Regions from separate parts of the Homo sapiens genome. Here regions 2, 3 and 4 are each linked to region 1. Evidence: chromatin loops called from intact Hi-C (ENCODE). Cell type or tissue: heart right ventricle. All regions are shown on one strand. Each heading gives the region's core, and the rest is flanking DNA. Links, peaks and the distances in the headings are about the cores only.

Evidence for each region. A loop is a pair of places that touch in the nucleus more often than their neighbours do. Peaks named below come from ENCODE experiments on the same cell type or tissue, not always from the same donor. Only the 100,000 strongest peaks of a DNase experiment are listed, where the experiment ranks them.
Region 2: a loop joins it to region 1, with 2.7 times the contacts of the local background. A loop is called at or near these places in 8 of 110 quality-filtered maps.
Region 3: a loop joins it to region 1, with 5 times the contacts of the local background. A loop is called at or near these places in 5 of 110 quality-filtered maps.
Region 4: it touches region 1 in a loop (4-fold over the local background); 8 of 110 quality-filtered maps call a loop at or near these places.

The regions. Positions count from the first base shown.
Region 1 is chr6:15,620,724-15,625,723 of GRCh38, forward strand. The region is part of intron 5 of DTNBP1 (dystrobrevin binding protein 1); the gene reads right to left. Among named protein-coding and RNA genes, the nearest start is that of DTNBP1, 40 kb to the right of the region's middle. RefSeq lists an enhancer at 1,032-1,131. In heart right ventricle, for the core only: CTCF peaks have their summits at 2,985 (motif pointing left) and 3,197; a DNase peak (open chromatin) is centred at 1,148; H3K27ac peaks cover 2,832 bases.
Region 2 is chr6:15,260,671-15,269,212 of GRCh38, forward strand. The region is part of intron 1 of JARID2 (jumonji and AT-rich interaction domain containing 2); the gene reads left to right. Among named protein-coding and RNA genes, the nearest start is that of JARID2-AS1, 16 kb to the left of the region's middle. RefSeq lists enhancers at 4,048-4,557, 4,563-4,702, 6,697-7,255, 7,256-7,813, 7,814-8,372 and 1 more. In heart right ventricle, for the core only: no CTCF peak of the experiment used is centred there; a DNase peak (open chromatin) is centred at 4,534; H3K4me3 peaks cover 1,640 bases; H3K27ac peaks cover 2,846 bases.
Region 3 is chr6:15,437,240-15,445,781 of GRCh38, forward strand. The region is part of intron 3 of JARID2 (jumonji and AT-rich interaction domain containing 2); the gene reads left to right. Among named protein-coding and RNA genes, the nearest start is that of DTNBP1-AS1, 100 kb to the right of the region's middle. RefSeq lists enhancers at 1,651-1,720, 7,285-7,785. In heart right ventricle, for the core only: a CTCF peak has its summit at 4,204 (motif pointing left); a DNase peak (open chromatin) is centred at 4,222; H3K27ac peaks cover 703 bases.
Region 4 is chr6:13,905,154-13,913,695 of GRCh38, forward strand. No RefSeq gene overlaps it. Among named protein-coding and RNA genes, the nearest start is that of RNF182, 16 kb to the right of the region's middle. RefSeq lists a cis regulatory region at 7,812-8,173. In heart right ventricle, for the core only: CTCF peaks have their summits at 3,896 and 4,097; no DNase peak of the experiment used is centred there; H3K27me3 peaks cover 573 bases.

The DNA of each region.
Region 1 (5,000 bases), core at 1-5,000:
GCTACTTGGTGCATTCAGTATCGTGCATGTATGCTTAGCATATGGGGGACGGGTTAAGAGCTAGGCTTTGAAGCACAAGCTTAAAAACCCAGCTCTGCTCCTGCCAGATGAGATGCAATGTGATACCTCGTCTGTGAAGAGAGAGCTAACAACACATATCTTGCAAAGCTGTTAAAAGGATTAAATGAGCCGAAGTACCTAAACTTAATACTTGACAGTAAATAATTAATGTTTGAATATAAAAAATAGAGAAAATTTTTAGATTAGCTAAGTTTTATATTTAATAAAAGTGATTGAAAACTAATAATTTCATTGACCAGTAATGATCATGATGTAAACAAGATCTATGGATCTATTAGATCAAAATGTCAACAACATTTTCATTTTTATCTTACAAACTTACACACCTATAAGTTATTTTCCAGGCTATAGTCTTAGACTTAAGATCTCCTACAGGTAAAAGGAATTAAATTTCAAATGATTTTTCTGAAAAGAAACTATGTAATGGAGCCAACAATTATTCTATGCTGGAAAATGTGTATGTTCTTTTTACCTCTTTAATCTTTATCTGGACAGATGGCAATTTCCATTTAGATTCTAGCTCTGTTGGTTGACTACAGAGCTAATGAGGCCAGGAACTTAAATGAGGTTGATCTCTAGGCAGGCCAATTAATTTCTCACAGACAGAAATTCTGTTCTAGGTACAAATTGTACTTGCTGCCCTAGTCACTCTTTTGTTAATAACGTGGGGACCAGATGAAAACATGTGAGTGGTTTATCAACCTGGAATTCCTAATGAGAAACAAACTGTACATACTTCTGAATAGGACGGCCTCATGCTCTTGTGCTGAATGACAAATTTAGACTAAAAATGCTTGAAATAGTCCGTGGTCATTTTACTGCTAACACCAAATTCATATTTATGTTCTCCCCTTTAAAAAGCTTCACAGGCTCCCCAGCCCTTTCAAGTTAAACTCCTTATCATTCAGAGAGCTACTGCTCTCTGGCCACAAACTGTTTACTTCACTTCTTTCCTTCACATATTCTACATTACAGCAAAACAAGAGGAGTACTGAGCGTTGGTGCCTCCTCCTCCTTGCCTCTGCCTGTCCCTAACCCCGGCCTGTCTTTTCAGGCTTAGGCCAGTGGCAGCCCGCCCTCCTCCCACAGGGCTCCCTTCCTCTTCTGTGCTTCCCCAGACCTTTCAGCCTCACACAGGACTCACATTCTGACTGATATCATCCAACCAGTTGTGTACTCTCATATCTCTCAGGAATCAGTAAGGGCCTTAAAGGTGCAGACTGTATTTTTGCTTTTTTGCTATCCCCTAATAACCCTGTCTGTTGAATTCAATAAAGAATAATTTCTGGTGATAGAATGATTTTATTACTCTAACATGTAAAATAACTGAGAAGGCAAAACTATTCATGGTCATCTAGTTTAAATATTAAGAGACTATGCCAAATTTTGTAAAAGAATAAACATGAGCAGAGAACTTAGAAAACATTAAACAACATGATGATACTTTTAGTATATTAAACCAGGTCACATTATCAGTGACTTAAAACAGAAGAAATGATGAAAATTTTCCATTTTAACACTTAGCAGACTTGAAATCAGTAACAAAATATAAAATAATTGCATTGAAAAAAATAAAGGTTCATCCCCTTATATTAAACTTAAAAAAGCTCTTCATATAATAATGACAAGTACATACGTAATGTGTATTCCGAATATTTTATGTTGAATTTAAGTTAGCAGAAATTTAATTTCCCTGTCACAGCCTGCTCATTTCCTGTTGCAAAACAAGTTGCATATATGAGTACATTTGGTAACCAACTTAGGATGCATATACATAAAATACTAGCAGGCCTCCATGGACACAAATATACCTTTACAAGAAGCTCAAGCCTCACCATTTTGCTCGCTATAACAACCGCATATGTCTCATTTAGTGATCAGTGAAAGAGATAGGTAGAATTTTATTGTGAAAAGCCATTTGGGAATGCCTGACAGCTGTGCAAAAAAGAGCTTCACAAATTTTTGCAAGAAGGCCGTCCCAGAGGAAAAGCAATTCTGTTTGGAATTTTTCTTTGTGCCATTTGTTTCAAATACATATCATCTGTAGTGTAACCACTGATATATAAAGAATGAAGCAGCACACTAAAATTATTTCCCACTTAATGAGTTATTTTCTAACAAAATAATTAGCCTTATGGAACAAAGAACTCTCCTTGGCTGCAAACCCATAGGTCACAGAGGCCAGGTACTGAAAGACCACAAGACTGTTCAAATGCTTACGTTACACTTTTATGTACTAAGGTAATAAGGTAATGATGGTATGAATAAGGAAACTTTAAGAAGTACATTAACTTGCAAAAGCCATTATGGAACAAATGAGATCTATGTAGTAGCCTAAAAGGTGTCTAAGAGAATTAATGTGCCTCTTGAAGGGTCTAGCCTCAGAAAGGAACCTGGACATCTGATAATCTAGTCCATGAAAAACTGACAGAGCTATGATAATCTCTTTGTTAGATGCCCTCTAAAATTCTGTACAGAAAAAAGCAAAATAATACTGTATCAGGCTAGGTCAAACCAAAAGAAAAACACAAACTCAGTATACGGCTGCTATTCTCTTATATCTAAGAATTCTTATCTAAGAGTTAACAGCATCTTCTGGCTGGGTACAGTGGCTCAATCCTGTAATGCCAGAGCTTTGGGAGGCTGAGGCAGGAAGATCGCTTGAGTCCAGGAATAGTCTGAGGCTGCAGTGAGCTATGATCACATCACCATGCTACAGCCTGAACAACAGAGTGAGACTCTGTCTCTTAAAAAAATTAAAATTTTAAAACAAAAACAAAACCCAGAATCTTCTGTTCTAGATGAAGGGAACAGTCTTTTAAAAATAGGTCATATAAAATAAACTAAGAGAAAATTCAAAGACAAGGCTTTAACATTTTGAACTTCAATAAAGGAATAGGATTATACTACCCTCTAGTGGAAGTTCAAGATAATTCAGTATATACTTTTCAAACATATTTTTCCAGTTTTATGATTAAAAAGCACTGTGGTTTTTCACAGAATAAGAAAGTGCATAGAATCTGGATAAAAATATTCCATTGTATGCTTACACACCTTCAATGTACAGAATACTAATATCACCACATTGAATCTTGTGGTTTTGCATTCTAAACTGTTTTGCAGCACAAGCTAAACTGCCTAACATCCATCCAAACCCTCGTGTCACAGAATAATGGTTTTGTGAATTCGCAAAGGCTAGAGAGGCCCCCATTAGAACGTCAGCATCTTGATGGCAGGTGCCCAGCCTTGTTCACTGCTGTGTGTCCAGAGTCTGTACGCAGTGCGTGGTGCGTGGCAGATGCCCAGCATGTACCAGGCACTGTGCTAAGTGGTTACGTTTGTCATCTCCTTTAATCCTCCAAATACCTACAAGACAGGTATGCTCATCGTCATTTTGCAGACAAGAAAACTAAAGCTTGGAGCCATTGAGAAATCTGCACAGTTTTTAAAGTGAGGAAGTTGGATTGGGAGCCAAACCCGATCTGTCAGTTCATAGCCCTTGTTTTCCAGTTCCCAGCATACCCTTATTACTTATTTTTAAAACGACAAACCTTACCAGTAAGTATCAATTAAATAGGCTCCTGTAAGCTGGACTGAAGCCAATATGAATGGATCATCTGTTGTAACTTAACAATTCCCAAGGGGCTAGGTACCAGGAGCCATATTAATGAAGCCATGGGATAACACAGCTAAAAGCATCATCAAAAGTCCAAATTGCTCACATAACATAAATCCTTTGCCCTTCAATAAAAGCAGGGCCTCTAGAGAGCAAAGTAAGACCAAAAGAGTGAAGCAGCCTGGAAAATGGAGGGACTGACAGGATATGGTGTTACATTTGACAGTGAAAGGGCAACAAGTTCAAAGAAGTTAGGGGGACCCTGTGACTAAATATAATCGGTTACCATTTTCTTCTAAGTTTGTTTTTATTTTTTATTATTGCTTAACTATTTAAGCTTTGTAATATTATGTCAAGGTATTTGGGTAATAATAGGAGAGATTTTGAGGCTTCCAAAAAAAAAAACCCAGTAAATGAGTAAGCATTTAAAACACTAAATGTTTCCAAAATCTAAGACTGATACATAAATGCATCAAAATGAATTCATAAAGTACATTAATGGTACAGATACATGTTTACACAACTCACTCCATCAAATTTGGCTTCAAAGTGTTTGTTTTCCTACTGTAAAGAATATCGTCAGCAATGATTCTATAAAGCTTAAATTGCTTAGCTAAAAGCCTCATGATTTTAAAACAACTCTCTCTGGGCTTATTCTAGGCCAACAAATACTAACTAGGTCTCTAAAATTCCAAGTTTTGATATGCTATCTTCCACAGTCATTCATTACTAATTATAAATATCAGGCAAATAACAGCAATAGATTAAAACCCAAAGGAAGCATGTATTTCAAAGGCTAACAGATAATTCAGATTGGCAATATATATGAAAAGCAACCATCCAGACATACCTTCTAAAAAAAACTGAACTAACTCTCTAAAAAGAGCTCAATATCGGTTAGACATAGATGAGAGGAAAAAAATGACTCAAATTAATTTAGCAGTGATTAACCAGAACAGTATATCAGATAATGTTTTAGCTTTCATTTGTCTTTAGTGTTAGATGTTCTCAGATTACTAAAAAAGAGAGGATTCAAGTGAACATTTGGAAGGCCTACCTTGTGCATTTAAGAAGCCAAAATGCAGTTTCTGAAGAATAAGGTCATGTGTCACTAAACATCAAACATTTTTCAGGATATTAGAATCCTAATTGGGAACGAACATACAATATATTCTATGAAAGACTTATAGAGACTGCATTTTCTAAACAGAATTGACTATGAAAATAATGAGAACTGTGGCAGAATGCATTTAATCAATAGAGTGGTATTAAGCAAACAACAACTATCCGTAAACAGATTTAC
Region 2 (8,542 bases), core at 1,892-6,891, 360 kb before region 1:
AGTGCAATACTGCACGCTCTTCTGTACTTGTGATAAATCAAAACTCTAATGATGCTATTAAAATGGGTTTTCTTTTGGCCCTGGTAAGCTGGAAAGCATTGGGAGGTGGGGAGGATAGATTTCACTTGGAAATACCTGAAGCTAAAAAGTGGTGGCTTTTTCTTCTTTCTTCTAAATGTACTCCTTGCTCTAATTAAGCGATGTGATCACTGTCCCAACACTGACATACCCCAGGATGAAACACACTTTCTATTCAAGTAGCCTTTTTTTCCCTTGCCTTCTTCCATGAGACTTGCTGAAATTGTCATGTTATTTCTTTCCAGAATTTATTGGAGCATTAGGCAAAAGCCTCTTGGGAGTATAAATAATGATGATTATAAAGAACAGTCAGTTTACCAAGGAAGGCCATTATCTTTGACTTGCAAAGCTTTTACAGCCAAACATTGTTTGCTTACAGTTCTTTAATACAAATGAAGACCTTAATGGTAAGAAGAGTCCTATTACTACTCCCTTTGTACATGGAGGTCATCCCAATAAAGAAAGGACGATGTCACTTTGCTCAGGCATTAACAGCTTGTTTTTCAGGACAGGCATTATATACGGTCTATGAAGGCCTTGGATGGTGTTTTTTCTTCTTCTTCTTTTTTTTTTTTTTTTTTTTTGAGACGGAGTCTTGCTCTGTGGCCTGGGCTGGAGTGCAGTGGCGCTATCTTGGCTCACTGCAACAACCTCTACCTCCCAGGTTCAAGCGCTTCTCTTGCCTCAGCCTCCCAAGTGGCTGGGACTACAGGCGTGCGCCACGACACCCACCTAAATTTTGTGTTTTTTGTAGAGACAGGGTTTCACCATGTTAGTTTGCCAGGATGGTCTCCATCTCTTGACGTTGTGATCTGCCCGCCTTGGCCTCCCAAAGTGCTGGGATTACAGGCGTGAGCCACCCCGCCCGGCCTGGTGTTTTCTCTTCTAAGGAATGTGGTTTCTGCCATCAGCAGCAAGTAATCCTCCTTGCTGAGTGTTAAAAGATTTCTAAAGTTGATAAGGAATACTGAATTTACTTTTGTACTCCCTACTACGTCCTACTGTATATTGTATACCTTATATACAAATTCAGGGATTTTTTTTTTTTTTTTTGAGATGGAGCCTTGCTCTGTCACCCAGGCTGTAGTGCAGTGGCGCAATCTTGGCTCACCACGACCTCCACCTCCCTGGTTCAAGCAATTCTGCCTCAGCCTCCCAAGTAGCTGGGACTACAGGCGCGCGCCACCATGCCCGGCTAATTTTTTGTATTTTTAGTAGAGGCGGGGTTTCACCGTGCAGGTCAGGCTGGTTTCAAACTCCTGACCTTGTGATCCGCCTGCCTCAACCTCCGAAAGTGCTGGGATTATAGGCGTGAGCCACCGCGCCCGGCCCAGGGGATGGTTTTGACTTTGTCTGAGTAGGCACTGACATGGAAAAGGTATGTATAAATGAAGAATCTCATGCCTTTTTTTTTTTTTTGCCTGTTAATTTTCTTATTTTAAAATTTTTATAGAGGTGGGGTTTCGCTGTGTTTCCTCGGTGGGTCTTAAACTCCTGGCCTCAAGTGATCTTCACCCCAGTTCTTCCAGCCTCTTACACCTACGAATCATTTTCTGTCTTTGTGCTTTTGCTTATTCTGGATATTCCATGTGAATGGAATCATATAATATGTGGACTTTGTGTCTTGTGTCTTTTAAAATTATGTTTCTAAAATTCATGCTGGAGTGTGTATCAGTACTTCATTCCTTTTTGTGGCTGAATAACATTCCATTGTATGGATGTATCATGCTTTGTGTATCCAGTCATCAGCTGATGGACATTTGAGTTGTTTCTATGGTTTGGCTATTTTTTTTTTTTTTTTTTTGAGATGGAGTCTCACTCTAGCCCAGGCTGGAGTGCAGTGGCGCAATCTTGGCTCACTGCAACCTCCACTTCCGGGTCCCTGTTCAAGCAATTCTCTTGCCTCAGCCTTCCGAGTAGCTGGGATTACAGGTGTGCGCCACCACGCCCGGCTAATTTTTGTATTCTTAGTAGAGACGGGGTTTCACCACGATGGCCAGGCTAGTCTTGAACTCATGATCCACCCGCCTCGGCCACCCAAAGTGCTGGGATTTATAGGCGTGAGCCACCGTGCCCGGCCCGTTTGGCTATTTTGAACAATGCTGCGGTGAACGTTTGTGTGGAGGTTTTTGTGTGGATTTGTTTGCATTTCTCTTGGAATACCTTGTTAGAAAAGCGTGCTTATACGTATTACTACTAAATTTATTTTCTGTCATTAAGCTGTGTTTCAGTTCATGCCTCTGAAGTGATGTGCTCTGTTCAGCAGAGTCCTATGCTGTGCCCTCCCCTTCTGGGGCTCTAGCTTGCCCTTTGGAGGGTGTGTGTTTGTGTGTGTGTGTGTGTGTGTGTGTGTGTGTGTGTGTGTGTGTGGTAGGGGTCCTCATTTTCCTTACTGCCTGTCACTCTCCATGTCACTGTGGGTGGCCAAGAGTGGTCTCATTTCCTCTACCCCTTTGCAAACCGTAAACACTGGTCACACGTGCTTGTGCTGGAATCATATGCTCCAGTGGCTTGATGGTGGGACTTCAGATTTCCTGCATTACCTTAGGTTTTGACTTTCTTGTGGTTACCTCTGTCAGCATTCTTTGGCAGAGGACTATGGGGAGTAGAATGACCTAGAAATTATCCCTGATTTTCTTCTCCTTCCAAGCCTGCTGAACCAAAAATGGTTTTTATTTTTCTTTGAAAAACTACCCTTCGTAATGAACTCCATTAAGAAATAGGAGTTCTTCAAAGGAGGAGGGATGTTACTGTATTCTTTTGATTTCTCTGAATTTACTAGATTTATTTTCCCCAAGTTGGTGTGAAATTGTTGAGATTGGTCCTTAACTAGAGTCAGACAATTTTTTTTTTTTTTTTTTTGAGACAGAGTCTCACTTTGTCGCCCAGGCTGGAGTGCAGTGGCGCGATCTCCACTCATTGCAACCTCCGCCTTCCGGATTCAAGTGATTCTCCTGCCTCAGCCTCCAGAGTAGCCAGGATTACAGGCACCCGCCACCACGCCTGGCTAATTTTTGTATTTTTAGTAGATACAGGGTTTCACCTTGTTGGCCAGGCTGGTCTCAAACTCCTGACCTCAGGTGATCTGCCTGCCTCGGCCTCCCAAAATGCTGGGATTACAGGCGTGAGCCACCGTGCCCGGCTGGCAATTTTTATTTTTTAGATACAGGGTGTCGCTGTGTTACCCAAACTGGAGTGCCGTGACGTGAACGCAGCTCACTGCAGCCTTAACCTTCCTGGGCTCAAGCGATCCTCCCACCTCACCCTCCCAAGTAGCTGGGACTAGAGCTGCGCTTCACCATGCCTGGCTAATTTCAGGCAATTTTTAATTGTTAGAAAAACTGTAAGGCAACATAAGAGAAGTGGATGGTGGGGACTGCAAATGTCATGTGGCCTAGTGGTATTGAGAAGCATTTTGTGAAGCAGAGAGTGCGTGTTCCGATTCTGTAGGAGCACATGTCTTGGTGTGGGTGTCTTTGCCTTCCTAGAACTTCCTGATGATAAGAAGCCTGTAAACACCAGTGTGTCCGTCAGTATTTGGAATCTTGTTTATTACATAGTCCTCAGGTTCATTGTCAAAAAATTCTTTACTGATGGTATTAATCAGTATTTGGAATCTTATTTATTTCATAGTGCTCAAGGTCATTGTCAAAAAATTCTTTACTAATGGTATTAATCATGCTTCTCACACTCCAGTTTTTCTGGTATGGTTTTCTGTTCCAAATTGACTCCTGTGCTCAGGTCATTAGTTTGGCTTACTAACAGGAGCCCTGACAGCTATATTCAATATTTTTCTCTGCAGTGGCCAAGTAGCCAAGAATTTACTAGTTTAGACACCCACCTCAGTTTAGAAGGTAGGTGTGAGTGTGTGTGTGTGTGTGTGTGTGTGTGTGAGAGAGAGAGAGATAGAGAGAGAGAGAGAATATCTAAGAAGGAGTTAATATTTTAAACTTTGCATTGTTTAACTGGAAATCTGTGTTCTGCCGGGCCGCTTTTATGTGGTGTACCTATAACCTATACACATACTTGTGCCTTTCAAAGGCTAACGCCACATCCCTCCTACTAAAATTGCTTATTAGAGCTAATTTTAAGAATTGAGTTAGAACTGCCCTATAATGTAATGCAGAATATTTCCCAATAATGCCTAGGTTAACAATGATAGTCTTGCTGTATTGTGCAAAAAAGGCTTCTGTTCAGACCCAGCTGGGTTTCAGGCTTAATTCATTGCTCTATGGTGGGATCACCACAGCTGCTGTGGGGCCTTTACAAATGCAAAAAAGCTGTCAGTGTTTGTTTCATCAGCTGCATAAGTGATGAGGCCAAGTTGAGGAATCCATTCCAGTGCGCAGTGTGCAGGCTGTAGCTATTATTGTTTACAGAATTAGTGTGTTGGAGCTTTAAAATAGTTGGCACATCGTCTGCCCTTTAAAAGCACAAGACTAAGGAATGAGACCAGTTGGTTGTCCTTGTAATGTTGGCCGGATCCAGCCCAGCCCTTGTCTTTTAACAGCTACTGCTCCGGGCTGTGCTGTGGGACTTGACTACTCTTTGGAGGAAGTGGGGGTGCTTGCTGAGTTCTTGTCTCTGTAGTTCTGCATCCCAAACTTAGGTTTGCATTAAAAAAAAAAAAACAAAAAAAAACCACGCAGTCATTTAGAGTTCCATAAGTGTAATTGAGATTTAAAGCCTTAATCATCCTCCCAGCCCCAAATAGGTATAGGACTGTCAGCTGGGATTTCAAATATCTGTGCAGTAACATTCCAGATTTGGCTCTGTGAGATTTATTTTGTGAAGTGATACTGCTTTGGGACTTGCCCTCATCTCTCCCCATGGGTACAGAAGTTAAGGCTACTTCTTGGCTGGCAGCCAAGAAGCCAGGAAAGCCCCATTGGACAGGTCACTTTCCAGGCAATTAAGGAGTATTCTGCAGGGCTCTCCGTGAATGCTGTCTTAACAGTGTAAGGTGACCCTCTTCCCCAGGGACCTGATGAGCCCGGGCAGCATGTTCACTTGCTTTTGGACTGGGCAAGCAGGAATCTGGGACCAGCATCATGGTCATTCACAGGATAGTGTGGGATTGTCCCAGCCCCTCCCTCATTTACATTCAGACCCCTTCTCCACTCAGGGGTCTCTGCCTCATGGAAACTGGAGGGCATGGGCGGTGGCTGGTCTGTTACGGTTTTGAAAGTGGAGCTCATCAGGTCTCCTAGCCAACGGGGGTGAATAATTGTGCTTCCTTCCTCCCAGCTGGAAAAGGTCCCAAAGTGCTCTCTCATATTCATAAAAGAGATGGCACGAGGCTTAGTGTCTCCAAATTAAAGGTCAATACTGATCAGCTTTCTCTCAAAGAACTGTCACATATGCTCTCCTGGAGACATTTGTGTCTTCCCATTTTACCTTAGGAAGTCTCTGGAGCCCAGGAAGACAAGTGTGTCCGATGAATCTCCTGTGGTGTTGGTACTGATTAAGCAGAGTTTGGGGATCCTTGTATGGCCCCTCTTTTAAAGAGCTTTTTAGCACGGTCTCTGCCAAGTATATTTTAACTATTAGTTACAATGATCTTCCAACAGAGAGCAAACAACATAAGTAATAGTTTAGAGTTTTACTTCTTAACGTCTTCCCAAATTCCTTCTCTTTCTCTTTCTTACCTGCACCCTGGAATAGTAGTAATGAAAAGGAAAATAGCAAACCGTGAGCTCCATATCCTCTCCCGCTGGGGGAAGGACTAATTTGCAGGGCCTCATAAGGAAACAGCAGTTTCATGGTCATTGTTGTCAGCCTAGCAGCGCTTGGTTGCACTTCCGTTGCTCAACGTGTTTCTCCTGGCTAGGGTGTTTGTAGTATATTTTGAGTTTTAGGAATCTTTCATCAAAGTTTCTTCTGCTTTTTTGTCATTTTAAGGCAAAACATTTTCTTTTGGTAGCTTGAAAGTTCTACACTCTCAATGTTTAAACATTTTTTGGGGGCAGGGTGAGAAACAGCTTTGTGGACGCATATCTGATTGTGTGTGTTTGTTATTTCATGTCAGAGTCATCTCATGACCCCAGGAGACCTCGCCAGTGGCCTGCCTCCTAGAAAATGCACTGCTGTAATAACAATCAGGGCGCCAGCTGACCACTGGTTGTCCCTCAGCCACTTATTAGCTGCATGTCCAGGAGGATCACCAGGCCGTGGTTTAAATTCTCAGTGTTCTCCATTGTAATGTGGGGTGCACGTGCGTCCCTGAGTGGAGATTAGGTGCTCTAATAGGCACAACTGTGCCCCTTTCATTGTAGGCATTCTCTTCCACCTGTATATTAGTATTGCTTCTAGCTGCGTGATCGAGGGTTTGGGTTAATGCTGACATATTGCAACTTACTGGATGGCAAACAGTTAAGTTGTCTTCTTTGGCTGTGGGGAGAGATGGTGAATTCAACACTCTGAAACTCTGAACACAGTGTCCAAAGAGACCCTGGGCTTCCTGGAGTGTTATTCTCTTACTCTCCTAAACTATTCTCCCACTCCCATGAAAAAGAAAATCTTAAAGCGGCTTATCAGTATCTGACATAAGACAGAGTGAGGCCTTTCCTTTTATCTACATAGAGATAGCTCAAAGATCTGCTTGAGGGGCAGCAAAAGGCATGTCAGCAACCACCAGGAAAGGATCCTGAAGCCTAACCAACTGGTTATAAACAGCAGTAGGTGCCCAGGAGGGAACCGATACCTTCTGCAAGAGCATCAGTTGTGAAATGGCCTAGGTACAAGGATGTTCTTAGAATCAGGTTTCAAATTATAGTAACATGTAGACAGACTCTGAATGCTCTGGGAATGGAGTAAGCTGGTTCTAGTGAATTTTCTGGTTGACTGTTTCAAGCCATGGCATTAACTCCTTATGAAGGATATTTTTTGGCTGTCCTGTCTTCAGAAGTCCGGTGTGACGCGCGAACTCAATGGTTGCGTTCCCGAGGACCTTATGGAGTGCTTCCTGTCTGTCTGCCAGTGCTTTGTTACTGTGCACCTCTGTAGATATGCAGTAGGGGGTTTTTGGGTGGTGTGCATGCTGATCCCCAGAGGGTTTATATTTTACCTGCACTCCTGAGGATGTGTTTGTGTTGCTTGGGGCCCTGAGAAAAAACTGCATTCAGCGGAGGATTTAGTAAGAAGAAAGTTGGTTCCATGAAGTGTACATCAGCAGCCCCCGAGGATGCTGTGGGGTTGCAACTCCTAAGGCTTAACTGCGGCGGGGATCGGTTAATAGTATGGACAACCCCACACCCCAGAACAGGGGATAGGTGATGGACGACAGTGGGACACCATACCTAATGTGCATGCCTGCTTCCTAGAAATTGTGATAGTGTGGTGACTCTTTCCTTCTCTGAAAAGACCAAACCCCATCACTTAATATGGAAATTTAAAACCAAACCTCCAAACCCTTCTGACAGCATTTTTGACCAAATTGGCTTTTCGTAAGGGTAGAGCTAGATTTTCCGAAGAGCTTTAAAAACACAGCCTAGAAGCTTATCTTTGTGAACTTTTGCTGTTGTCAACAGTGGATATCTTGCTGCTGCTAATAGAAAACAAAAAAGTTCATTTGCCAAAATGCTTGTCATTTCCTCCTGAGGAGTGCAGCTTAACGCCAGGACTTCATTTAGTCAGAGGGAAATGGTTGCTACCTCCCTGTTAAGCTTCTTTCCATTATCCAGTTATGGCAGAATGAGTGTTGGGGCGGCCTGGGGAGATGGGGGTAAAATAAAGGAACAGCTAAGAAGTGGTTCTGCAGAATGTGTACTTATATCCGAAAGCCTGGATGGAAAGGACGGTGGCTTTGGAAGGGGTGTAAAATGGGAGGGGGTGGCAATCGCTGAAGCATGACAAGCCTCCGAAGGCCTCTGGGACTTGAACACAAAAAAGGGAGCTTTTTGCAGCTCTTTCACATGCACACGTCTCCCTCTGCCCCATCCATCCTCCCCTGCTGTTTTGTAAATCTCCCAGTTGGAAATTTTTAACATGGGAGAGCTTCTTCCTGTGCTTCAGTTGGCAGAATGCTCACACGCAGCTGCAAAGAATTTGCTTTTCCTTTTCACAGCATCTCTCATTTAAAAGCATTAGTGAGACTACAGAACAAAATAAAAACTTCAGGATTTTTCAGAAGTGGAAGCCAAGTTTAATTAAAGTCAAGGAAGTTCGGGGCTCTAACTCTTTTGTTAAACCTCTTAAAGTCAGGCGTGTGCGTGTGCCCATGGCAGGCAAGGTAGGAAATGCCAGTGCCTGTTTCTCGTTAGGAAATTTAAAGGCCTACTTGTCTGGTGTGTGCTTGGGGAATGTCCTAGAATTTATCAAAAGATGTGCTGAACCATCATGTCTTTGGTGGCCTCAAAATGCTTGCCAGTGGTGAGGTAGTTGCCCCTTTCTTGAGGGAGGAGGAAAACCGTTAAATAGCTTTCTGTCTCCTCCCAGGCCTCTGTAAAACCTCCTAATCTGAGTG
Region 3 (8,542 bases), core at 1,419-6,418, 180 kb before region 1:
ATACTTTATGTTGTGAGGCTGTGACTGGATTATGTCGCACTTCATGAAACCTAAGGCTTCCTGTTCAGACCTGAAAGGCAGAAACTGTGTCTCCTTCATTATCCATTCCCTAAGGTCTGTCCCCTTTTATGTCCAGCTGAATCACACCATGAACCCTTGGCCTCAGCTCCTTATGCACTGTCCTTTACGCTTACATTGTGGAAGTCCTCCCTTAACCTAGTTAGTTACTAGGGTTGTCTATCTGCAGTGCTAGTTTGTGTAACATTCTCTGCTTTTAAAGTTGTATGACATAAAAAAATAGAAGAAACGTATTTTAAAAAGAGGAACTTTTTCTCTACCCTCTTAAGTTCAGTTTTGGGGAGCCTGCTAATTAAATGGATGAAAGACAGATTAGCAACAGGGAAAAAAAAAACAGATTTAGTTGAGTTCACAAAGAAATGTGACTCTAAGAGGAGGTTAGAATTTACCATCCTAGAATCGCTTGAACCCGGGAGGCGGAGGTTGCAGTGAGCTGAGATCACGCCACTGGACTCCAGCCTGGCAACAGAGTGAGACTCTGTCTCAAAAAAAAAAAGAAAGAATTTACCATCCTAATGGGATGTGGGGGGCAAAAGGGCGATTCTGGGAGGACAAATAAATTCTTAGAAGAGGGTGGAGAAAGGCCACTTAAGAAGAACAAGTGAATTTTTGGAAAGGTAAGTGGGCCCTTAGCAGAATAGATAGAAGATAGAATATTTTTGTCAGTGTCTGTTAGTATTGTTTTCCAAACCCACACAGGTTTAATGTCTTGGGGCCTGTTCTGGGTATGAAGTTACTATGGCTGCTTTTTGATGGTATTTTGGAAATGGGTTGTGGGGTGGTGGGATGGGGAGGAAACTTGAAGTATCCAGCTGGAAATGTTCTCATTTACAAATTGCTGGAGGAGAAGCCTCAGCAACCCTTCCCAGGACTGATATATGGCTGGGAGTGTGGAGTTTGGCAGTGGATTGACACAGTTAAAGATGGATGCCTCTTTGATCAAAGGGAGACCATTAGGGCATGTTGAGGCTGGCGGAATCGGAAAGTTGCATTATAAAGAGGGTAGTTATGCATCCCCCCTCCCAGTGCCTGTCACCCACATCTTTATGAACATGATTCTGCATTTGCCCAGTTGGCTGGCATAACATTCTGCTGAAGTCAGCAGTGAGGGAGATGTACGTACGTAGCTTTTTTCATCTGTGAATTGCAGAGCGTAGAAGGATGTAGTTCATTTCCATGATTCCTCTGCACGTCATTGTTTCTGACCAATGTGGACAAAATGTGAGTATTTTTCTGACAATTCCAACTTCTTTGTTATTGTGGTTCCTCCTGGCAGCCCCCGCTTTAAAGATCCTTTAGGCAAATGTTATCCTTTCTCTTCAATGGTGGCTTGCCTTCCTGTGGTGGGGGCAGCATAGCTTGAAAAGAGCTAGGAAGCAGTTTCCCTCCACAGTATCCTTCTATCTGCTCCATTGAAATCCCTTACTGTGGCCATGCTCGGTGGCTCACACCTGTAATCCCAGCACTTTGGGAGGCCAAAGCAGGCGGATTGCCTGAGGTCAGGAGTAAGAGACCACCAGCCTGGGTAACATGGTGAAACCCTGCCTCTAGTAAAAATAGAAAAATTAGCCAGGCATGGTGTTGGGTACCTGTAATTCCAGCTACTCAGGAGGCTGAGGCAAGAGAATCGCTTCAACCCGGAAGGGGGAGGTTTTAGTGAGCTGAGATCACGCCACTGCACTCCAGCCTGGGTGACAGAGCAAGACTCTGTCTCAAAAAAAAAAAAAAAAAGGTGTGGGGGGTGCTTTTTCTGGTTCAGGCAGTGGAACAGGGGAGAATGAGGCAAACCCAGCTACAGTGCCTCTCATAGGAAGCATCACAACCATTAATTACTCCTGGTGCAAGAGGACTCAGTGAAGCTAGGTTTGAGGTTGGGGTAAAAGATAAGATTTTGGACATTGCTCATTTAAGAAGTTTTTAGCTGAAAAATCTTATCATTGGCTGCTTTCATTGTTGGAGGTTTATAAGCCTGTTGCATGGATCTCTATCCTCCTCCTGTACTTGCACCCCTGCTGTTATGTTTTATTAGGATGTCGTGCAATTTATTCTCCCGTTTCTTTCACTCCTGGTTATACTTTTGATCACCCTTCCCTCTGTTTTGTAATGCCATCCAGAAAAAATGAACAGATAGTGAGGCTTTGTGAGGAACCTACGATGGATATGTGGCTGCAGCCTTCTTTGGAGGGTTTAAGCTGCACTGAAGGAGGCTGACCTTGTGGCTTTATCATTTCCTGTCTACAGACAAGGAAAATGGGCTTAAGCAGGAGGGATTAATGAAGGACTTAATTGAACAGGAAGTCTTTGTCTTTTAGCCCTTCAGAATTACACACAGCTTGGGTGTTTTTATCTTGAGTCCTGTTTAAGAGATTGGACTTCTTTTCTCAGGATGTTTCCGGAAACTGAGTGGGGATCAGAAATTGTCATGGAGTTAAAATGCTAAAGAAGAGGGGTAACAAGCCAGCTTCATTGGATGAGGAGAAGGGCTTGTTTTGATTTCCTCATTCTTCCCAGTCTCACCCCTGGGAGTTTCTGCTACTGGCTTGGCTCAAAGCCTTAAAAACCCATAGAGTACTTTTATAATGTCACAGCAAATGCAAGCATGTTGTCTCTGGAAAGGAACTCTGAGGCACATGTGTTAAACCAGCAATGCTGTACCTTTAGCAGAGTGTTGTTGGTTCCGTGCCTGAAACACAGATAACATACTTGACATCAAGACCCCTTGTGAATCAGAGAGAATGACTTTACCTTCTTGGAAACGTTTTGACTTGAGATGTAGTCAGAAGATATTCTCGTCCGACCCTTTGAGGGTTCATTTAAGCCGTACGCAATTAGATGAACATGTATGTCCTGCAGATACTCACTGCTCATCTGTTGTCCACTGCCGCTGTCTACATATGTGACCTCTTTCAATTTAGTGCACATTCTTGACATCAGGTGGATTCACAGCTTGCAACAGCGGACTGGTCCTTGGCTGATAAAAACTGGGAGGACTTTCATGTTGTACTGAGGCGAGGTGTCTGAGGTCATGGAATGGTTATTAAGATTGTAATCGAGGTAGAATATTGTGAGTTGGAAGGTTTGGGCTGACCCCTTTGCATCCTGCCTCCCAGCCCCTCAGGTCCCTCCCTTTGGTTTGATTCAGTGATGCCATTTGGTTTCTGTTTTGTGGCCTGAAATATGGTACCATGTGCAGTGTTGAATGTTGGGAAAAATTTAAGGCTGCTTAAGGGATATTCTGGGTATTGTTAGAAAGGAAGTTGATTTGCTCACCTTGCCCTGTTGCCCACTTTCCATTGGCACAGTTTCTTTGGGTTGTATTTAAATTTTTATTCCACTAATGTGTCTTCTAGAACTGTTACTACAGCCAGTGACATAGATGCTCAGACACTGTGTCTGTAATAGCTCCGGTTTTTAAGTGGGAGAATGTGCCGTTGTTTCAGCATCAGAGAGCTCAAACAGTCAGAAGGTGGAGGAGAATTAGTTTTCCTAAAGTTCATTAGCTATTAGCAGATTTTTTAAATTATGATTGTGTTTCCTTATCTTAGGCATTTTTAACAAATGTTGTCAGAGACAATGTGTCAGTTATAGTGAATCCTTTTCTTACAGAGCAGACTTCACTCCGCATTTTTGTTGGTGATAGTTTAAGTAATGCCCCATACTTTGAAAATCACAAATGATTAAGGTCCAGGCAACTAAATAAATTTCTGTCAGAGCCCCAAAATGTGGGTTTTCTGATACTTATCAAAAAAGGCTAGATGTTGTGGGTTTTCTGATACTCAGAAAATGTGATAATCAGAAAATGTAGGTTTTCTGATACTCACCAAAAAAGGCTAGATGCTGTGTGTTTTATCTCTAGCCATGTTTCTTGGGATCTAAAATAGCTGGATTGTATATTCCTAGATGTTTTCCATACAAGAACTTTGGGGTGTAATGAGTTGGAGGGGTGAGATGGTATTACTAATAGCGTTGATAGACCTACTTTCTGTAAATAGTGGCTGGGTTCTTAACTGGCACCAGATTTTAGTGCAGGTCCTAAAAATTGGCTAATACTAGTGCTTGTCATAATTTAGCATTCCTTTTTTTCCCCTTAGGGGTGATCCCACAGCTGGAGTGTAAAGACTCGCTATTGCCATCTATTGGTGCATGCTGGCTACTTCATAAGATTTGCAGTGGGTGGGGAAATTGCCTGGGATCCCTTTTCTATTTGTTACCCTTTAAATGAAGAAAATTTCTGTTAGTGAACTTACTGCATGAGAGGGAGGACATGTAAGATGCCAGAGCCCACTCTGGTCCTTCTGGGACTTAGAGGACACTCTGAGTGCCGCCTTTGTGCTTTGGTCTGTCGTGTGCTGAATGGATGGTTAGGACCTCACCTACCGCACAACTCCATCTGGTATGATATTTCTGGTGGGAAGTTTCTGCAGCTATCTTAGAAGCATTCCACTGGATTTTCTTTATTTATTTATTTTTATTTTATTTTATTTTATTTTTGAGATGGAGTTTTGCTCTTGTTGCCCAGCCTGGAGTGCAATGGCACGGTCTCGGCTCACTGCAACCTCCACCTCCTGGGTTCAAGTGATTCTCCTGCCTCAGCCTCCTGAGTATCTGGGATTACAGGCGCCTGCTACCACGCCCAGCTAATTTTTATATTTTTAGTAGAGACCATGTTAGTCAGGCTGGTCTCAAACTCCTGACCTCAGGTGATCCCCCACGCCTGGCCTGGATTTTTATTTTTTAATAAGCTGTATAGCATTGTAGAATACAATTTCTTCTTATATTTCTCTTGCATTTTGAAAAAAAAAAAAGGAAGTAAAACAGGATTCTCGCCTCACAGGGTCATTCCCTTTGCCTTTCCAAACATGCCCATTGCCAGGAGAGTTCTGGCAATTTGCAGTTGGGTGTTGAGTAATCTAAAATTGAGAGACTGCTAGGGTTTTTGTTGAAATGATATTTTAAAAACTAAATAGGGAATCCCATCGAGAGATAGTAGAAAGGCAAATTAACATTTTAACTCGCTCTTCTAGGCTTTTAAAACTGAATGTACTTAGATAATTTGTTCACTCCTTGTAACTACAACAGCCTATTAGAAATTATTTTGGCCAGATCCTGGCTGGATTCTGTAGCTACTTGCATGTGTTACTCTGACTCTTACTGTCTTTATGTAGTCCCTTCTGCCTTAAGATCTATCTGCTTTTTGCTTGAGACTGTCCTGAGACCAGCAGTCTTTGACGAGAAGAGTATTTGTGGCTCTTCCCTCCTGGGCTTGGAGTTGTATCCCTCATAACAACGGGGTTATGCCGTGTGGGGATGGCGGCGCAGACAGCCTTCCATAGGTGGTAAACTATAACTGTGTCATTTGTGACTGACAGAACAAAAGGGCTTTGTTGCCACTTTAATTGTTGATTAATGATGATCCCTCTCAAATTTGACACGGTTGCTTTCTAGAACACAAAAGAAGTCAATGTCAGATGTTTCCTTGATCATGACAGTCATGATTTTCAGGCAGTCTTGGTTCTCTGACATTTCAGGATGCCATAGAAGATTTCAAGAAACATAATTGAATAATTTTATTAATTGAATAAAAAACTGTACTGCATATTACTTTTCATACTGTTTGTGCAGGATGTCACCAGCTACCTGAGATTTATATGCACCAAGTCATGTTTTATTTGGGAAAAAGTTCATATCTTGTAGATATTTAGTGCTATTATCTTCGATTTTTTAATTTTTTTCCTCCTCTTTCCTACCCCCCTAATCCTTCCCTGGAATTAAAAAAAAAAAAGATTCACCTTTCTCTCTGATGCCTGTTTTCCACTTTAGTATTCCAAGGGAGTGAAGTGTCTGCGAGCAAGAATGGTGTCTTCCTGATGTGGTGGTGATGTTTGGATTTGCAAGGCTTGCCTTGTCCTTGGGCTGGCTTCTTCATGGATAGAGCTGATGAATATATTTTTAAGTAGTTATGTCAGCGTTCCTAAGGGTGACTCACAGTTCTGAAGTAAGTTAACGTGTTGCCTAAATGAGTTACTCCTCATTGGAAGGGCTAAGTGGAAGGAAATGCAGATTACAGATTGTATTGCTACTATTTAATCTTTAAGGGAGTAGGGGAGTGGATTTTTGGAATTGTGATATCTTTCTAAAATATATATGAATGAATTTTTCACCTTCCCCTCCACCTTCTAAAGTGCTAGGTGGTAGTACTAGCACTTTAAAAGTCAGTATATTTTGCTGTTTTACTGGCAGTTAGAAAGTTGGCGCTAGAAATCTTTAGCAATACTGACAGTTTGGAGATTTAGATTTTACTTCTCCAAAATAATCAGGACTTTTCATCTACTCTTACGAAATGATAGATCCAAAAGATTTATTACAGAAATTACTACATTCAGGTACCACTTGTTTTTTTAAGAGGAGGTCAAAGATCACAGAAGCTTGGAGCTAGAGAGAGCCTTAGCTTCCCTTTTTAAAATAGTCCTTAAAAAAACCACCTAAGAAAAAAAGACCCAGCTTGCCCTAGGTGACAAGTTAGGTGAACTAAACTCAGGTTTTGTGACACCACTACTCTTTTGCTTGTACCACTGACCAAGCAAAACATCATAATGTTTCATCTTGAGGGGAATTCAACTAACAAAAGATTTCTTTACGCAAATTCCGGCTATGGCAAATGTTTATTCTAAATAGCTTCCTATGTAACTTAATTAAGACAAGTGCTGCAAATATTTAATATCCTGCGGTTTTTTGCATAAACAAAGTGTTCCATCAGTTTATGTGTAAAGCAAGAAATGAGGCTGTGGACCACTAGGGCTCCATCTCCAGAAGTACCATAAAGCAGGCATTCTGCGTAGGATAACTCTGCTTACAGAGCCAGCTGACCTCCCGTTTTGTCATTGTGTGATGCCCTCCCATTCTGGTAAATCAAACCCTGACCGTTTAAAACTGTGGGAACTGGGTGGACCTTGCGCTTAGAAGGATATGGTCTATGCTAGTGCCTCTCATTACAGAGTTTGCTATGAATTGGTCTCTGCTAGCCTCTGGGTTCACTTGAGGATGTGTTTATTTTCTCTTTACTGTTCAGGATGTTTACAACCATTCTGTGTGGTTTGCTCGCAACCGCACTTGCATTTGAATTTGGTGGGCAGCTTGCCCTGGGTAGAGGGTATCCCTTGCCCGACCCCCCACAACCTCCAGTGCGCACACACACGGGCACACTCTTGTTTCTTTGAGTGGCTGCCAGGTTTGTAGTGTGTGTGTCTGGGGGGCGAATGGAGTGGGTAATTATTTTGGGGATGGAAACACAGGAAATTTTTTTTTTTTTTGAATAGGCCTTTCAGCAAGTTGGCAAAGCTTCAGGGCCAGCTCCCACACCGGCACAAAGAGCGCAGCCATGCCGGTCATTTTGCATTTGCCAGACACGAACTGTCTGATTTTTTTTTTTTTTTTTTTTTTGAATGAACAGACCCTCCCTCCCACCCTTTCCTTGCCCTTTGTTTAGAATTGGGATGTAATCTAAATAATTGGATTTACCAGCTTACGTTTTTAATATTGGAAAATTGAGTTAATAAAATGATGTTTTGGCATGTACTTCCCTCAGCAAGGGAACAGCTGTGCATTCACTTTAAGCCGCCTGGTCCCCCTTGCTCCTGCTTGATCCAGCTGATTTGTGTGTCACGCCATGCCCTTCTTGGGTTTGCAGGCTATCAGAAATCCTGGACAGAAATAGGATTTAATTAACCTGGAAATTGCTGTTGTGCCGCAGTCAGGGCTACCCTAGAGATTGAGTGCACAGATAGCAATAAGCTGGTTAACTCTACACTGTTGATGACCCCAGAGGAAACCTGGAGAAACAGTGCCACCCTTGTGTGAAGCTTCTAATGGCAGGATGCCCAGGAAGCTTCTAAATCAATCATTTGGGGAGGAAGGGGCACAGGGAGGGTATTACAAAAGAAAAAAGTATTTGGCATAGGACTGTTAGTTCATCCCTGGGGTTTCTTTACAAGCATGGTCTCGTGATTTATTGGTTAACTTTCCAAATAATGTTAGTGTGTATCTTGCTGTGCTCCTTCGTTCTCATAAAGGTGCTATATATTTTATTTTAACAACAAACAATGAAGATTGATTTTGGTAAATTTTTAAGCGGTGATACCTAACAGCAAGTGAGAGGTGGCTGTGGGAGGCTTAGCAGAAAAAGAAAGTCACCTTCCATGTAGCTTAGGGAGTGGATGGATGGGGAAAGGACAATAGGGATCTTTCCCCCTTCGAGCTCATGCAGCTTGATCAGGAAGTACAAATACTCTCTGATGTATGTGGTGGTCTTGTTGCATGAGGTGTGTCAGGAGCCGCCTCTTGGGCCCAGCGACTGTGGCCTGGGAACAGTTGTGCTGTGTGAGGCCATGTGGAATACAATGAAATGCCAAGGGTTAGAAAAGCGCCTTGTGCCACAGGGTGACTGTCAGCCGGAGGCAGACCTTAT
Region 4 (8,542 bases), core at 1,888-6,887, 1.7 Mb before region 1:
TCTTATTTCTTATAAATTATTCAGTCTCTCATTCAGCCTAATGAAGTAGTTGAATTTCACAGAAACCGAGTGAGAGGTGAGTGGTTGCTCCAGAACAGCAGAAAAGCTAGTGGCAGTGGCTTGGAACACACCTTTCCTCAACACGAAGCCAAGGGTCAAATGAAAGAAAAAATGTGAATACATTTATATGTCTGGCCAGTGATTAAAAAAATGTTGCTCTTTTTAATATCTCATCAACATCAATGATTACATTCTTTTCTGGTGCAAATGTAGTAAGTGGTTAATTTGAAAGTATAAAAATGTGTAAGGAAGAAAAATAACCAAGAGTGATACCATTTAAACGATATTACTTAGCGCTGGTATATTTCTTTCTATTTTCTTTTCCATTAAGATATTTACCAAGCACATTTGAATGTATAATTTTATATTTTGCCATTTATCCTTAACATTATAACAGAGGCACACAAGGCGTTTTGCATCTTGTTTTTTTTCCATTTATTGTGATATCTTTGACATCTTGTCACATTGGCATATGTAGACTTACCTCATTCTTTTTAATAGCTGTATGGTATGAACATAACACAGTTTTTTTAATGAACACAATGTTATTTCATAGTCTTCTTTACCATTGAGATATTTACCAAGCATATTTAAATATTTAATTTTATATTTTTCCATTTATCCTTGACATTATAAGCATTTCATGTTATTTCATAGTCACAATATTATCACAATGTTGAATGGCTGTATAATATTTTATTGCAAATGGCAGTTTAACTCTTCTATTAATAATTTGGTTTGCTTCCAACTTTTTGCATTATATCGGTAATGTAACAAATATCTTCATGAGTAAAGTTTTTTTGTATTAAAGTTTACTGGGCTAAAGAATATAAACATTTGTAATGCTTGTGACACACAGTACTTCTCCAAAAGGATCATATTCAGTTTACATATAAAGTGTCATTTTAAACTTTCAGTTTAATTATTCTAATTTTAAATTTATTTATTATACTTATTTATATTTAAAACAAAATAAAACAAGCATTTCTTAAATTACAGATCATTGTCAACATTTTACATGGTGCCGAGATGTATAAAGTTTAAAGTGAGGCTGGGCGCAGTGGCTCATGCCTGTAATCCCAGCACTTTGGGAGGCTGAGGCAGCCGGATCATTTGAGGTGAGGAGTTCGAGACCAGCCTGACCACATGGTGAAACCCTGTCTCTACTAAAAATACAAAAATTAGCTGGGTGTGGTGATGGGCGCCTGTAATCTCAGCTACTCAGGAAGCTGAGGCAGGAGAATTGCTTAAACCAGGGAGGCGGAGGTGGCAGTGAGCCGAGAACGCTCCACTGCACTCCAGCCTGGGTGACAGAGTAAGACTCTGTCTCAAAAAATAAAAAATAAAGTGAAATTATCCCATAATGTTATTTCCCAATGTAATTACTGTTTATAGTTTATTGTATATTCTTCCAAAATTTTTGATATGCATATACTGACATTTATTGCAGTCATTCTCTGTATTAAAAACACGCATGGCGTTTTGCATCTTGTTTTTTTTTCCATTTATTGTGATATCTTTGACATCTTGTCACACTGGCATATGTAGATTTACCTCATTCTTTTTAATAGCTGTATGGTATGAACATAACACAATTTTTTTTATCCCATCTTTGATGGACAGTTGGGCTTGTTCCAAGTTTTTTCCTGTTACAGACAATACTGCAATGAGAGTTCATGTATATATGGTTTAATGAGCATTTACTGCTGTGAAAATGTGACTTTGGAAATTGTTGGCAAGATGATTCTCTCAGTGTGCTGAAACATACAATATTGAAACATCATTTAAAATTTTAAATTTGAATTGAGTCATTGTCATTAAAACCAGGTTAAAATCACAGTGATCTTTTCCTCTTATATAGGAATGAATCCTCTTGCTCCAGATGGAACATAAAGCTCCTTAAATTGAAATTCATTGCACGGGGGCTCTGATGGCCCTTAACAGATGGAAGAACAATCTCATTTGGGTGGTTATGTAATTCAGTGATTATCATGGAACCCTTCAGATACCATCAGACAGAAGGTGGACAGAGTGAGGCTCTGCGGCAAAGGCAGGTGCCATGGCTATAGATTCACTATACTTGTTTCTCTGCATTTATTTGCATCAATAAGACCAGAATCAAGATCTGAGCAGTATAACATGATCTGGTCTAATGACCAACTTTGGAATCTCAGAAATCAAACATTGGGATGCCAGTTGGAATTCAACTAGTTTCTAGTTAAACAACCTTGAGAGGGTCGTTCCATCTCTCTGAAAGCCTTATTTGTACAAGTATGCTAGACAATGCCTCTAGAAGGAGGTTATGATATTAATATTCATTCAATAGATATTAGTTGAGGATTATGTGGCAAGAACTTTTCTGGGTTCTAGAAATACAAGTGTCAATAACATAGATGAGAATCTATTTTTATTTTTCTCAAAGGTGACATTGTTACCTGCCTTAACTGAAAGTAATCAACTGATCTGCTTGGATTTAACCAACTAAGTTTAGCTTTTATGCATTGCATTTTCTTGGTAATGCAGGCTTGCACCAAGGCAGACTATTAGCCAAATCGAAAGATCCTGTTTGAGCTTATCTATTCAACAAAGTACTATTTCTCCTGCCTTATATTATGGCTAAATTTAGAACTCATCATTTCAACACACACTGAAACAAACCAACCTACCTTCCTTCCTTCCTTCCTTCCTTCCTTCCTTCCTTCCTTCCTTCCTTCCTTCCTTCCCTCCTTCCTTCCTTCCTTCCCTCCCTCCCTTCCTCCCCTCCTCCCTCCCTTCCTCATTCCCTTCCTCCCTCCCTTCCTACCTTCCTCCTGCAACAATGCCCAGAACAAGCATCAAGAGCAGCAACTGGCACATAGTAGTACAAAATAAATTTGATCGACTAGATTTCTACAAATATTTATTGTCTAAATTTCATGCAATAGAATGGCTGTGGGGTATACAAAGATAAATAAAATATAATTTCTACTTTCTAAGATCTCATACCTAGTTAAGAGATAGTTATAACAACCAGAAATATGCTGAATGTTTTAAGAATTATGTGCATAGGTCATCTACCTCCATATCTCCAAGTTAAGTTGCCATTTTCTCTTTTCATTGTTCTATTCGACCTACCCTAGACTTTTATCTACATTTGTCTAAAATTGGCACACCAGATAAATTAGGTTATCTAATTTATCTAAAATTGGCAGACCAGATAAATCAAACAACTTTGTGTGTGTGTGTGTTTTGGTGAATCAGAGATTACATTTTGTATCCTTTTCAAGAGAGTGTTTGTAGGCAGCATTGGTAAATGTTTTATACTTGTTTGCAAAGCTGGTATAAATATTTCAGGACACAATTGAGCTTTTCTCATTAAAGCCCATTTTTCTGTCTCTGTATGCAGAAGTTTCTAGCTGTGGAGAGAAAGTACTATTTAAAATAATTGTGAAGATCCTAATTCTATGGCAGCTGTGACAAATGGACCTTTTCTGCTCTATTAGGTTTTGATGAGCTTATTTTTAGTTAAAACAGTAACTTTTGTTACTAAAAAACTCTTAATTTGATCTCTATTTTCAAAATTTGCTCCCACTTAAAGTCTATACTGAGCTTGAAATCAGGATCCATTTATTTTTCAAACCAGTAGCACAATCTGCATCACAGTTCTCAGTCAGATTTGATATTTATAGTAGGGTTTCTAGATACCCTAAAGCTTCCGTCTGATATTTCTGCAAATTAGGAAAAACAGTGTGAATAAACAACAAGCTACTTTCTGTAGAGCGACATTTAAACGTAATGCAGGAATGGATGTGTGAAATTTTAATTTCCCCTTAGGTCACTTTTAATATTCTACCCATAGATGGCAGCAAGTGACCAGGCAGCTAAACCCCCAGGCCTTCTAGCCAGTCTTTATCAGGTGGATCTGTTGTAAAGCCACAAGAAAGGGAAAGCCATGGCTGAGAACAGATCCCATCTCTGGAGATTGTTTCATTCAGTCGTCTTAGATGGCTCTTCTCTTCAGATGTGGAGAACTTTGTTGTGTTTGGATTCTTCTTCTGAGGCTTAGGAGAAGTGTCCTTGTAGCACTGAAGGAATGCCTAAGGCCAATCAGAAAGGGCATGAGGCTGAGGGCTTCTCTGGACTGCTCAGTGCCTTCTGCCTTGGCTCCTTTATCTCTGAGCATGATGGAGTGGAAATTCCCCTGAAAATTCAGCCTTGCCTACGTGGTCCCTAGGAGTCTGGAGTTCCTTGCTCTTATTTTTCAACCTCTCAGCAAATTGTATTCTTGGGCAGCTCATATCTTGAATCCTGCTGTGCACCATTGGCCCCATGGGGTTGGAGGGTCAACCTGCAGGTGACTTTTAACAGGATAACCTAAGGTAGGCATAAACTGGTTGATGGGTATACATACATTTATTTTGTTCTTATTATTTCTTTAGCACCGTGTAAATACTTTATATACATCATCCTATTTGCTCCTCACAAGACCTCTACAAACTAGTTATTATGAATCTCGTTTGGCCAATGAGGAAATAAAAGTAAATTAATTTGTTTGAAGTCACAAACCCAGTGTAAACAGCTTTAGCTACTTTAAGGAGGCTGCTTCTTAGAATGTGGTAAGACTTGGATCACATTCTCAGCCAGTAGGTACAGATCACTACCATGTGCATAAGGAGTGATACACATGTTCCACAACCTTGAAGACTTTACAGTGAGAGGTTCTACACATAGAAAAAAGATAGAAAGCAGCAGAAAAATTTAAGAAAATCCAAATTATGATAATTGGAACTTCTGGAAGACACTGGAATAAAAGGGATGTCTTAGGGTTTTCAGGTTTTCATAGAAATGAAAGAAGCCAGAGTAGAAATGGAAGCTAAACAGGGGCCTGATCAAATTCAAGATGGAATATCCTACTCTTCCAGTTTCCCTTGAGTGGTGTAACATCAAGCACTTGGCTATCCTCAGCAAACTAACACAGGAACAGAAAACCAAACAACACATGTTCTCACCTATAAGTGGGAGCTGAACAATGAGAACACACGCACATAGGCAGGAGAACAACACACACTGGGGCCTGTGTGGTAGAGGGTGGGGAGAGGGAGAGCATCAGAAAAAAGAGCTGATACATGCTGGGCTTAACATTTAGGTGATGGGTTGATAGGTGCAGCAAACTACCATGGCACACATTTACCTGTGTAACAAACCTGCACATCCTGCACATGTACCCCAGAACTTAAAATAAAATAAAAAAGAAGTTGGCTAATAGCCTCACATTGTAAGGGCCAAGATATGGTGAACAGGATCCTCAAACTCTCATAGAAATCTAGGATCTGGATCTACTGTGGGTGTCTCTGACTGTATAAGGTCTCCTGAAGCATCAGGAATAGATAGTTTATAAGAATCCAAAGCTTACAAATGGCCAATAAGCACATGCAAAAATGCTCAACATCATTAGTCACTGGGGAAATGCAAATCAAAACCAAAATGAGATACTACTTCACACCAAGTAAGATGGCTAGAATCTAAAAGTCAGAAAACAAATGTTGGTAAAGATGTAGAAAATTGGAACCCTCATACACTGCTGGTGAGAATGAAAAAAAAACGCAGCCAGTTTGGAAAACAGTCTAGTGGTTCCTCAAATGATTTAACGTAGAATTACCTATGAAATTCTACTTCTAGGTTTATACCCAAAGAAAATGAAAAAGCATGTCCACACAAAAACTTGTACATGACTGTTCATAGCAGGATTACTCATAATAGCTAAAATGTGGGAACAACCCAAATGTCCATCAACTGTTGAATGGGTATATTCATACAATGTCATGAATGAAATACTGATTCACACTACAACATTTATGAACCTTGAAAACATGATGCTGAGTGAAAGAAGCCAGCCACAAGAGACCACATATTGTATCATTCCATTTATATGAAATCTCCAGAGTAGGCAAATCTGTAGACATGGAAAGCAGATTAGTGGTTGCCTAGGGCTGGGGGCAAAGTGTAGGAGGATCAGAAGGTGATAGCTAAAGGGTATAGGGTATTTTTTTGAGGTGATAAAAAACGTTCTGAAATTGATTGTGCTCATGGTTTTCCAACTCTGTAAATATACTGAAAACCATTGAGTTATACACTTAAAGTGGGTGAATTGTATGGCATGTGAATTATATCTCAAAAAAGTTGTTTTTAAAAAAAGAATCCATAATCAGCTACAGCTACTTAATGTAGAGCTTATTTGCCAGGTAGTATTCTAAGCACTTTGCATATGTTAACTCTTTTAATCCTCAGCACAATCTCACCAGATAGGTAATTTAATCTTGCCCATTTTACAGATGGAAAAACCAAGACACAGGGGTATGAAGAGTCTTGCCCAAGGTTACTTAGTTTACAAGAAAGGCCACATTAGAATCTCTTGTGTAAAACTGGAAGGGCTTCAGAAATTCTGCTCTTAATCATAGGCCATACTGCTTGTGAGAGAAGAGATCTGTGTGTGTGATCACCTCGTTAAACCCCCTTCATTTTATATATGGAAAAACAAGGCACGCTTAGGGTGGAGCTGCCATAGAGCCAAGGCTACTGCTCCTGGTTTGAGACGCAGTGGTATCATGTTAGCTAGGCACTAAAGGGTTAGGCAGGACAAACTCAGAGTCATTCACTTACACAGGGGACCATTTTTTCTTAGAAATTATTATTATTATTTTTGAACCTGGGATATGAGTCAGGTCAAAATGCATAGATGGTGGAGGGGGGGCTGTTAAAAAGAAGAAAATGAGGATGCAGGCAATAAAATTAGTTGGGGATTTGGGAGTTCATAGAAGTAAAGTGAAATAATATGCAAGCATGTCCATGAAATATTGCCTGTTTCATTTTTCATTATGTATTATCAGAAGATTTCAAGGGAACTAAATTTGTAGAAAGATCTTGCTTGAAGTCAGAATGGTTCTTTTTCTGTGAGAAACTATTAGGTGTTCCACATTCCTCTTCTGTGTCACCATTGTGTCTAAGGAGGAAGGGAGTGGATCCCAGGCTATGGAGACAGATGGGGAAGCAGAAACAAGCCTTGGCATTCTATTAAGTGACTTAAAGTTACAGAATATCGAAGAAAGCCTGAATTACCATATGATCACCATTGTTCCTCATAGTTATCTTTTTTTTTTTTTCTTTTTGTGAGACAGAGTCTTGCTCTGTCGCCCAGGCTGGAGTGCAGTGGCATGACCTCAGCTCACTGCAACTTCCACCTCCAGGGTTCAAGCAATTCTCCTGCCTCAGCCTCCTGAGTAGCTGGGATTACAGGCACCTGCCACCATGCCTGGCTAATTGTATATTTTTAGTAGAGATGGGGTTTTTCCATGTTGGCGAGGCTGGTTTTGAATTCCTGACCTCAGGTGATCTGCCCACCTCGGCCGCCCAAAGTGCTGGGATTACAGGCGTGAGCCACCGCGCCTGGCCAGTAGTTATCCTTCTTGTATTGTTATCTTCCCTAAATCAGCTTTCCACAAGAGTCCTCTGCTAGCTTTTGTGCTCCTCCTGTCTCTTTACAGTATTGGCAGTTAGTTTGCCCCAAGGTCCTCTGAGTTTTCTTTGAGGCTGAGCTATCTTTCTGTTCCCTGGCATTTCTGTCATCCTTCTTGAATTGCTCAATTGCGCTGTTCATTCCCCCTGCAGTCTCTTAAATGGCTCAAAATGGAGCACAGCTTCAAAGAGCACTCTGATATTTGTAGTCTTACATGTGATTTGTAACCTTGAAGGTTTCCCATGGAGGAATTTATATATCTGTGAGCAATGTTAGATTACAACATGTTCAAAAAGAACATTGCAGTAAACGTGTGAACGCCAAGACATGGGGGATGAGTAAATCCATGCAAAAGTAAATCAAATAAATTTGAGGTGAGAAAGAACAACAACAAAAATGAAGGACACAAGGTGGCATACTGTGAAGCAGTGATAAGAGATAAATGACAGCTGTAGTCAGGCTAGCAGGAAGTGATAAAGGTTGGGTGACTCAGTTTGAATGAATGAAAGCTGATGGTGATGGACAGATCGAGAGGAATTTTCCCACAAGTCAGGACAAGCCTCCACGTCAAATAATTATACATAAGCCCCTATTTAATTTGGCAATCAACATGAAAGCAATGAATAGTGATAGCCTTTCAGCTTAATTTAGGTGAGTGTAAGATAAGTGTTTTCGGTAACTGTGTATAAAAGTATCCAGGACAATAAAACAAGCTACAGCTTAAATCAAGTGGACAATCCTGGTCTTTTAGATTCAGCCTTTCATCATGATCCCTGTTGATGATGATGATGATGATGATACCAATAGTAGGTTATGATTGTTATATGACTGGGTTTGGATTCATTTATATAGGAAGTTCTTCATTCGCTCCTAACAGTGCTGATTTACTGTTTGTAAGAAACTTCTCGGCATTGAACTAGATGGAGAGCAGTAGGGAGCATTTGGCAGGTGTCTGCTCAACAACTGTTTCCTTTTTCGTACTCTTAGAAG